Regions from separate parts of the Homo sapiens genome. Here region 2 is linked to region 1. A link is an interaction called in ENCODE POLR2A ChIA-PET data of the cell type or tissue named here. Cell type or tissue: PC-3. All regions are shown on one strand. Each heading gives the region's core, and the rest is flanking DNA. Links, peaks and the distances in the headings are about the cores only. Region 1 has its middle 6.7 kb from the start of SRSF4. Region 2 has its middle 41 kb from the start of MATN1-AS1.

What was found. Peaks named below come from ENCODE experiments on the same cell type or tissue, not always from the same donor. Only the 100,000 strongest peaks of a DNase experiment are listed, where the experiment ranks them.
Region 2: POLR2A ChIA-PET joins it to region 1 with 6 read pairs; 2 of 35 experiments call an interaction of 5 or more read pairs at or near these places.

What each region holds. Positions count from the first base shown.
Region 1 is chr1:29,185,924-29,191,297 of GRCh38, reverse strand. It overlaps a transcript of MECR not described here. Among named protein-coding and RNA genes, the nearest start is that of SRSF4, 6.7 kb to the right of the region's middle. RefSeq lists enhancers at 3,395-4,039, 4,040-4,685. In PC-3, for the core only: no CTCF peak of the experiment used is centred there; no DNase peak of the experiment used is centred there.
Region 2 is chr1:30,674,818-30,680,191 of GRCh38, reverse strand. No RefSeq gene overlaps it. Among named protein-coding and RNA genes, the nearest start is that of MATN1-AS1, 41 kb to the left of the region's middle. In PC-3, for the core only: no CTCF peak of the experiment used is centred there; no DNase peak of the experiment used is centred there; H3K27ac peaks cover 375 bases.

The DNA.
Region 1 (5,374 bases), core at 1-5,000:
GGGGAATCCATAAGGTTGGGGTTTAGGGAGAGTGGTGAGCCTGAGTCCTGGTGAAGGAGCAGGCCCCTGGTGCCCACTCTAAGAGCAGGCATACAGGAATGTTTGTAACACCACGCTTCAAGATCTGGAGGAACGTGCAGAATGCCTGAGAACAGTGAAGGCAATGATTCCTTGTACCTTTAGGGGTCTGGAGGTGACATTTGGGCTGGTCTTCAAAGGATGATTATAATTTATTCAGGGAAGGGTGACAAGCATTACAGACGAAGAGAGCAGATTAGGCAGTTACAGAGACAGGGTATTTATGTTAGAACTGTCTCATTTTCTCCATTCTCTTCCTGAGAATTAAAACCTACAACTTTTAGGTGGGTACATGGCAGGCCGGAATAAACACTGTTTCTCTGCATCCCTTGCAGCTAACAAGATCTGCCCCCGCAAGTGATGTAAGCAGAGGTGTTAGGCGTCAGTTTCTTAGGAACCTCTTTTTTTTTTTTTTTTTTTTATTTGGAGAGATGATGGAGTCTTGCTCTGTCACCTACGTTGGAGTGCAGTGGTGCAATCTCGGCTCACTGCAATTTCCACCTCCCAGGTCCAAGTGATTCTCCTGCCTCAGCCTCCCGAGTAGCTGGGATTACCTGCCACCACGCCCAGCTAGTTTTTGTTATTTTTAATAGAAACAGCGTTTCACCATGTTGGACAGGCTGGTCTCGAACTCCTGACCTCAGGTGATCCGCTGGCCTCTGCCTCCCAAAGTGCTGGGATTACAGGTGTAAGCCACTGCGCCCTGCCCAGGAACCTCTTTAAAATATAGCAGGCCTGCATCCTGTACCTTTTTCTTCCCCTTCCCCTTCCACCCTCCTTATAGCTGTGGTACACAGACATGATTCCTGGAGTTTACCCAGCCATCTTTGACTACGGTTTTTTTTTGTTTTGTTTTGTTTTGTTTTTTTGAGACGGAGTCTGGGTGGCGCGATGTCGGCTCACTGCAAGCTCCGCCTCCCGGGTTCACGCCATTTTCCCGCCTCAGCCTCCCGAATAGCTGGGACTACAGGCGCCTGCCACCGCGCCTGGCTAATTTTTTTGTATTTTTAGTAGAGACAGGGTTTCACTGTGTTAGCCAGGATGATCTCGATCTCCTGACCTCGTGATCCGCCCGCCTCAGCCTCCCAAAGTGCTGGGATTACAGGCGTGAGCCACCGCGCCCGGCCTTGACTATGTACAGCAAGATCAAAGGAGCCTGGCTCCCTGACACCCAGAATCCCCAACTGCCCACCTCAGGACTTGTTTTACATGAGAAATAAGCGTCTGTTTTATTCAAGCCCCTAGTATTTGGGGTTTCACTGAACCTAATCCTAAGTAATACAAATTCAATGGTTTAACTTAGATTGAAATCAAGTCAATCTGAAGCCGAAAAAGGGAATCGTGGCAGTTTATGATTCCCAGCTAAGGAATTTGGACTTTATTGTGTTGGCAGTAAGGAACAAAAGATTTCTGAGACAGAAGATCAGAACTGTGCTTTGAAAAAAAATCCCTCCAGCAGTAGCCCGGAGGACAGTTTGGAGGAGGGAAGCACTAAAGAAAGATAAAATCAGAGACTCCCAGGTTCTGAATTTCAGGTAGGTAAGCCCACCCCGCCCCCTTCCACTAAATGTCAAAGACCAACCAGGGGTTGCCGACATTTCAGAGGCCAACATTGGAAAGGAAACAGTGCCAAAAGAGAATTGGACTTAAAATGGATCCTCTCTTCTCTACTTTACAAGTGCAGGAGATTGTTTTTAATTTCAGACGGTCCGGGCACAGCGGCTCATGCCTGTAATCCCAGCACTTTGGGAGGCTGAGGCGGGCAGATCACTTGAGCCCAGGAGTTCGAGACCAGCCTGGGCAACATGAGGAGACCCCCCCCCAACCCATCTCTACAAAAATACGAAAATTGCCTGGGTGTGGTGGCTCACACCTGTAACCCCAGCACTTTGGGAAACTGAGGCAGGCAGATCACCTGAGGTCAGTTCCAGACCACCCTGGCCAACATGGTGAAACCCCGTCTATACTAAAAATATAAAAATTCGCCAGACACAGTGGCTCACACCTGTAATCCCAGCACTTTGGGGGGCCAAGGCAGGCGGGTCACCTGAGGTCAGTTCGAGACCACCCTGGCCAACATGGTGAAACCCCGTCTCTACTAAAAATACAAAAATTAGCCGGGAGTGGTGGTGCACGCCTGTAATTCCAGTTTTTCAGGAGGCTGAGACAGGAGAATTGCTTGAACTCAGGAGGTAGAGGTTGCAGTGAGTCGAGGTCGCACCATTGCACTCCAGCCTGGGCAACAAGAGTGAATCTCCGTCTCATACAAAAAAGTTAACATAGGCTGGGCGTGGTGGCTCACGCCTGTAATCCCAGCACTCTGGGAGGCAGAGGCAGGCAGATCATGAGGTCAGGAGTTCAAGATCAGCCTGGCCAACATGGTGAAACCCCATCTCTATTAAAAATGCAAAAATTAGCCGGGTATGGTAGCGGGCGCCTGTAATCCCAGCTACTCGGGAGGCTGAGGCAGGAGAATTGCTTGAACCCGGGAGGTGGAGGTTGTAGTGAGCCAAGATCGCGCCATAGCACTCCATCCTGGGCAACAAGAGTGAAACTGTCTCAAAAAAAAAAGACAAATAGGCATTACCTGCTAAAAAAAAGCTTGAGCGCACCTGAAGCCCTGCAGCTTCCTGACTCTGCCATCTCTCCCTGTCCTCTTCTGGGACCATCCACCCAGTGACTACCTATAGTTGCTGCCACAATATTGGTAAATGGAGGCCAGGCGCAGTGGTTCATGCCTTTAATCCTAACACTTTGGGAGGCCAAGGCAGGCAGATAGCCTCAGGTCAGGAGTTCGAGACCAGCCTGAGCAACATGGAGAAATCCTGTCTCTACTAAATTAATTTGTACTAAAAATACAAAATTAGCCGGGCGTGGTGGCAGGCACCTGTAATCCCAGCTCGTTGGGATGCTGAGGTAGGAGAATTGCTTGAACCCAGGAGGTGGAGGTTGCAGTGAGCCAAAATTGCACCACTGCATTCCAGCCTGGGCAACAGAGTGAGACTCCATTTCAAAAAAAAAAGTAAACTCCAAATCCTTCCCATGATCCTTGAGGCCCCTCAAGATCTGGTCTCTCCAGGAGTTCGAGGCTAGCCTGGCCAACATGGTGAAACCCCATCTCTACTAAAAATACAAAAATTAGCCAGGCATGGTGGTGTGCGTCTTTTTTTTTTTTTTTTTTTTGAGACAGAGTCTTGCTGTGTTGCCCAGGCTGGAGTGCAGTGGCACAATCTCAGCTCACTGCAAGCTCCGCCTCCTGGGTTCACGCCATTCTCCTGCCTCAACCTCCCGAGTAGCTGGGACTACAGGCGCCCACCACCACGCCTGGCTAATTTTTTTGTATTTTTAGTAGAGATGGGGTTTCACCATGTTAGCCAGGATGGTCTCGATCTCCTGACCTCATGATCCACCCACCTGGGCCTCCCAAAGTGCTGGGATTACAGGCGTGAGCCACCTCGCCTGGCCTGTGGCGTGCATCTTTAGTTCCAGCTACTTGGGAGGCTGAGGCAGGAGAATCGCTTGAACCCAGGAAGCAGAGGTTGCAGTGAGCTGAGATCGCACCACTGCACTCCAGCCTGGGTGACAGAGTGAGACTCTGTCTCAACAAAAAAAGGAAAAAAAATTTGATAAATGTGTTTTCTTGGGATATGAGATAATTACGCACACTTTCCTCAGGGGAAGACTGAGGCCGAGAAGAATAAAGCTCTTGCGGCCAGGCATGGTGGCTCACGCCCGTAACCCAGCACTTGGGGAGGCTGAGGTGTGCAGATCACCTGAGGTCAGGAGTTCGAGACCAGCCAACATAGTGAAACACAGTCTCTACTAAAAATACAAAAAAAATTACCCAGGCATGGTGGCTCATGCCTGTAGTCCCAGCTACTCGGGAGGCTGAGGCACGAGAATCGCTTGAACCCGGAGGCGGAGGTTGCAGTAAGCCGAGATCTCACCACTGCACTCTAGCCTGGGCAACAGAGTGAGACTCGGTCTCAAAAAAGAAAAGAGAAAAGCTCTTGCGTTAACCTGTGTGTGCCAGGCTGTACTTGTGCATGGAAACTCTCAGAACACCCACCAGCCCCATGCTTATTGTCAGGCACCATGCCCTGAGTAAAGCACTAGGCCAAGCCACAGCAGCTGGAAATGGTGGAGAAGAGAAGGCTCAGTCCTGGCACAACATCTGCTTGCATCTGAAGGCAGGAACATTCCTGGGAAGACAGCAGGGCTAGCTGAAAGGTAAGTGGAAAGGAGACATTGGCACCTTATGAAAGAGAAAAAAGAGATTCTTAGAAATTTCCTATGTCATTGAGATGTTAATGTCACCACTTTACAGAAGCAGCAGCCTCCCAGAGATGTGAAGTGAGTTGTTCCAGATCACACAGCAGGCAGCAGAGCTGGCACTAGAAGCCAGATCCCCTGACCATATCTGGTCACTACAGCAGACAGTCCCAATTCTTTTGGCTCCACAGGTGGCCTTGGAGGTCCCACTCTTCTCACGAGTCCTTGATTTTGTTCTTGACATGTCAACTGGAAGAGCATTCAAATTTCCCTGAGTCTGTGTCTCATGGGGAGGCATGAGAAAAAGGCAGAATCAGGAGGCCATTGAAGTAGTCCAGGTAAGAGATTATTTATGTATTCATTCAATAAGTATTTTAAACGCTCTTTATGTGAAAGGCACTGTTGTTAGGGGCTAGGGATAGAGCAGGAAACAAAAAACATGGCCCCTGAGACCAGCGAGCTTACATTCCAGTGGTGGAGAAAGACCATGCACAAGTAAATAAATAAACCAGGTAATTACAGACTGTGTAGTAAGTGTTGTGAAATATGACAAACAACACTTGAAATAAGGTGGACATGGAAGGCCTCAGGCCTGAATAAGAAGGAGCCAGCTGTATTCCAGGCAGAGGAAGTAGCGCATATCAAAGCCCTGACTGTGAACAGTCTGATGAGGCCTGAACTAGTTTAGGAAGTAGGAATGGAAAGAAGGAATGAATCTGTGAATATTTAGAAGGAATAATCAGAAGGACAGACTGAATGCAGTGGTTGAAGGTTGAACTTTGGCACCTCGCTGATGGTGGTGCCACTTGCATTGGGGAAGGAGGAGCAGGTTTTAGGGACAAGCATTTCCCCTCTGGAGGGCTCTCTTTCCCATCTGTACAATAGGTTAATATAACAACCAAGCTTAGTGCTAGGATTTTTGTTTTCGTGGTTTTTTGTTGTTTTTGTGTGTGTGTGTGCATGTGATGGGGTCTCACTCTGACATCCAGGCTTGAGGACAGTGGCATGATCACAGATCACTGCA
Region 2 (5,374 bases), core at 300-5,299, 1.5 Mb before region 1:
AGGATGCCCTGGAGTGGGTAGCTCCTCTCTGCAGGCAGGTCGTCCTGTCATTCTCTGCAGCTCTCAGGAGAGAGGAGGCCCTGGAGTGGGTAGCTCCTCTCTGCAGCTGGTTGTCTCAATGTCTGCTCAGCTCTGGCTGAGCCCAGGGCTTTTATGGGCCTCAGAGGTGGGGAAGTCCATGCCAGTTGTTCCATGGGTGGCCATGGGCATACCTGGAAAAGGCACAAGTTCTCACTCCAGTACATGGGACTGGCAGCCTGGCCCCCAGCATTCAGGCTTTCCCTGAATTGAAGGTGGGGCCTCATCAGGGACCTGCCACCTTCTGTCCAGGAGCCTGTCTGCCTCCTGCTGCTGCTCATGGCACCCAGGCTGTAGGTGCCAAGGGGGCATCTGCAGGCCAGCCCTGAGCTGCCCTCAGCACCCCTGGCCCCATTGGCTTTCCTCCTATGCTCATTGGTGCCCAAAGTCCAGAGGGGGCCAAAGTGTCAGGGGGCTGGCATGTCAGCACTGCCCTAAGCATGTGCACACCCAGCCGGGCTGTGACTGTGCCCAGGCTTAGTGCCGACTTTGCTCTAAGATTGGAATGGGTGCTGACAGCAGGGGGAAGCCAGGCAGTGGGAGCAGGCATTTCCAACCCTGCAAGGACAGGGGCTGCCTTCCTGGGCCCCCAAGAGTGCAGGGATGCCAGGGTCCATAGCTGTGGTTTGGGTGGCTACAGCTGTGCCCAGTTTGGGTTGGGGTGCAGGGCTCCTGCTTGCTCCATGGAGCAGGAGACAATGGGTCTGCAGCCACAACTTGGGCTGCTGTGGCTGCATCTGGGGAGCTCCTGCCCCACCAACTTGGAAGGGGTGAGGCTCCCACTTGTCCCCATTTCCTGCTGGCACCATGGAGTGTGCAGTCCCAGTTGTGCCTCACTGCTGCAGCCAGTGTAATAGCAGTGGCTGCTCTAGATGGACTGTTGCTGCCATCAACAGGAGGAGTCTGGGGAAGATCTGGGTTGTGAGTTCCAGGTTGCTGTTTGCTGCAGGCAGCATGAGGCGAGATGGCTGAGGATCTGGCCTTTCCCTAATGGTCAACTCTCCGTGTCCATGTTCTTGGACAGCTCTTGGTGACACTGCCAACTCTGGGTAAGATTTCTTGGCTGTGTGGCTCTTTGGAAAGAATTGTCAGAACAACCCTGTGGGCCACCTATTGGGCCAGCCCCACACACCATTTGATACCCTGCCTCTTCCGTCTTGTACTTACTGGTGGTTGGATTGACTGATCCAGGTTGACTGGTAGTTTTGGTAGTTTCTCAGCCCATTTCTACTAGTTAGCCCTGGGAAAAGTTGGGGGAAGATGTGCATTAAGTTGTTCAACTACCAGCCATTGCTAGCACCTCCCTTATGCTAGGCTGGTGGCTCAGAAAGACCTCTGCCCTCAGGAGTTGCAGTTCAGTGTGGGAGATACGCTTGTACCAGCTGACAAGGGCTGTGACAAAGGTAAGTGCAGAATTCTAGGGGGATGCACAAGGGGAGTTCTGACAGTGTCTTGCAGGAGTGGTCCAAGAAAGTTCCTGTTATAGGTGATAACAGTGGTGTCCTAAAGAACAAATGAGTGCTTATACCTAGAACATCTGTTTGGTTTTTCTTTATGTGTTTGCTGGCTATTTGTTGCTGATTTTCACCCTGTTTACCGAGCCTCCTCCTTCATCTGGTAATGGTCTTTCCATGTTTATTCGGTCAATTACAGCTCTTCCGCCCCACTCTAGCCCACTTACATCACAGGGGTGGGCATGTGACCTAGGCCTGGCCAATCAGAGTCCTGCATCCCTAAGCCACAGTAACTGGTTCAGGATGGGCCAATCCAGGCTTCCCTGGGATTTTCTGCTGGAGTTGATGGGAGACACTTCCTTTTGCCTTTGGAGTCATGGAGCTCAAAGTAGATGCTTGGGATCACCTGCCCTGGCCTCATGGGGCATGCCCAGGTGCAGTGGGAGAAACTGAGGCCACTTTGCAAAAAGAACCAGACACAAAGAGGAAAGATGGGTAGAGAGAAAATCCCGGGGCACTAAGATCTGATTCTGGCAGACTTTTCTTTTACATCAGAGCCTCTTGTTCAGCACTGGGGCCAATCATCCCACTTCTAAAGGCCTCAGCTGCTGGACTGGGGTCTGTTGCTGTGGCCTGGAGTCCTGACAGATACTGGGAGTGGGCTCATGAGGTCACGAGGGCTCTAGATTGGCAAAAAGCAGGACAACTGGGTATGAGGGTCTCCTCTGACCCAGTGCTGACTTCAGTATCTTTCTATACTTGGTTCACTCTATCCTCTAAAACCCAAATTAAACACGACACTCTCTTTTAAAAGCTCTTCAATGCCTCCCCATTTTCCTTAGGATCAAGCCCAAACTCCTTAGCCTGCCATGCTGGGCCCTGCGTGGATTGTCCCTGGCCTGTCATCCCTCACTGACCAGAGCCTAGGCTCCAGCCACACCAGACTTCCTTCTACTCCACACCCAGGCCACTCCCTCCTCCCAGCCTTTGCACATGCTGTTCTTTCAGCTTGAAAAACATTTCCTGCACTTTTCTACCTTACCCTCACCTCCATTCTTCTTTACCAGGATGACTCATACTCCCTTTCCAGTTTAGAAGTAAATACCCCTTCCTCCAGGAAATTTTCCTGCTCTCCTTCTCTGAGCCCCCACAGCACAGCATCATCTAGCTCTATGGCAATTATTTAACAACTTGTTTCCTTCAATGGATTCTAGGCTCTAGGAAAGTGAGTTCACGTCCGCCTTGTTCATTATTGCACTCCAGCTTCTATCACAGTGTTAATGAATATGTGGGAAATTAATCAACAAATGAGCCCCAGTTCAAGGGGCAGGAGGTGTGGTGGAAACAACTCAGTTTTAGAACAAGACAGAACTGGGTTCAGATCCTGCCTGCATAGTTTATCTCTTGGCAAATCACTTCATCTTTCTGAGCCTCAGTGTCCTCAAATGCCCACCTGTTAGCAATTTAAAAAATATATTTTTTAAGATTTGGAGGTCTCACTATATTGCCCAGGCTGGTCTCAAACTCCTGGGCTCAAGCAATCCTCTAGCCTTGGCCTCCCAAAGTGTTGGGATTACAGGTGTGAGCCACAGCCCCTGGCCCATGTTGGCTATTATGAAAGACAGTGAGGGTGATAGTGTTTGGAAAACTCAAAAGTATGAAGCAAATGTTAAGCTTTCTTTTTAAAGTAAAGATGTCAATGACATCTGATAAACAGAAATTATTGTGACATATTGGTAGTGTTTTTCCACTTCAGATTGACAATAATAAATGCCTGAACTGTAAGGGAGTGGAAAAAGAAGGACGCACAAACCAAGAGCTACAACATGCCAAGGTCTGTGCTAAACAGGTTGTGTACGTAGTATTCATTTTCTCTGGAAACAGCTTCTGTAACTTTTACTGGAGTCATTGCTAGATATTTTATACTTGCTTTTTTTTTTCTGTTGTATATGGTGTTTTTTAAATTTACTGATGCATGGAAATTTAATTCAATATATATATTGATTTTGTATCCAGTAAACATGTTAAACTTCTTTATTGTTTACTTATCTGTAGATTATTTCACATTTTCCACATAGACAACCAAATAGTGACAGGTTTGTTTCTTTTTGCTCCTTATACCTTTAATTTTTTTCTTTCTAACTTTCCTAGCAGTGATACTAGCAGGTACCCTTGTGTTGTTCCTGATTTCAAATGGAAAGCTATGAGCTTTGTGTCATAATGTACAATGTAGGTAGGTTTTCATAGATGCTTTTCATCTAGCTAAGCAAGTCCTATTTAATTCTTAGTTAGGAGTTTACTCATGAAAAGATATTGAATTTTATTTGCAGCTATTAAAATGTTCATATGTTTTTTCTCTTTTAATCTGTTAATATGATCCACATTGATTTTCTGGTATTAAACCAACCTTACATTCCTGGGATAACTCCAGCTTGGTCATGATACACTTACATTGCTGCATTTCTTATGCTAATATTAGGTTTAGGACTTTTATACTTATGTTCTTGAGTGAACTTGGCCTGTAATTTTCCAGTCTCATATTGTTCTTGCCTGACTTTGGTGTCACGGTTTTCTTAACCTCATAAACTACAAGTGTGTTTGAGATATTAGATTTATTTCTATCTGGTGTGTTTAGAAAGCATATTATAAAACCATCTGGGCCCAGTGTCTTTGTGGGATGGTTTCTATTCCTAATCCAGCTTTTTAAATGGTTATATGATTGCACAACTTTTAAAATGTCTTTTTGAGTCAGTTTGCATAAGTCGTATTTTTATAGGAATGAGTCAGTGTCATGTGCTTTCAAATGTACTGTTATAAAGTTGTTCTGGATATGTTTCTATTTATTTATTTAATCTCTGTAGCTTCTATGACATGATCTGTTTCCTATTATTAATGCTGTCTCTTTGTGCCTTCTCTTGCTGTTTATGTTTTTCTTTTCTCATTTCAGTCATGTGTGGGCCTTCTCTTTATTTAGTCTTTTCCAAGAACCAGCTTTTGGCATTGTTGATCTTGTCTATTGTATGTTTGCTTTACCTTCTCTATGCCTTAGTTTCCCCATCTATAAAAATAGGGACAGTAACAATATGCATTCCTTATACTTGTGAAGATGAACTGAGCTAATACATATCAGAATGGTGCTTGGCACATAATTGTTTTATGTGTTTACTTTCACTTCTATTTTTGTTAATAATTGATTTCTCTCAAATTTCTCTTCCTAAAGATCTTTTTTTAAAGAGACAGGGTGTCACTCTGTTACCCAGGCTGGAGTGCAGTGATGTGATCATAGCTCACTGCATCCTCGAACTCCTTGGGACAAGTAATCCTTCTGCCTCCGCTTCTTGAGTAGCTGGGACTACAGGTGCATGCCACCACACCTGGCTAATTTGTAAATTTTCTGTCAAGATGGAGTCTTGTTATGTTGCCCAGGCTGGTCTCGAACTCCTAGTCCCAAATGATCCTCCCACCTTGGCCTCCCAAAGTGCTTGGATTACAGGCATGAGCCACCACACCAGGACATCTTTTCTTAAATTTCTTTAGGTTTGTTCTGTTCTTCCCTTTCTAACTTCTTAATCTAGACACTTAGCTCATTGATTTTGAGTGCTTTTCTTTTCTAGTGTGAGCATTTAGGGCTATAATCTTCTAAATATCGCTTTTACTGCATCCAACAAATTTTAATGTTTTGTAGCAACATTATTGTTTTTCTGTGTATTTAAACGTTTCCATTATTATTTCTACTTTTATTTTGAAGTGTTGAGGAATATGTTGTAATTTCTAACCACATAAGCATTTTTTGCTTTCTAAATTCATTTGTAACCTAATCGTTTTGTGATCTGAGACTGTGT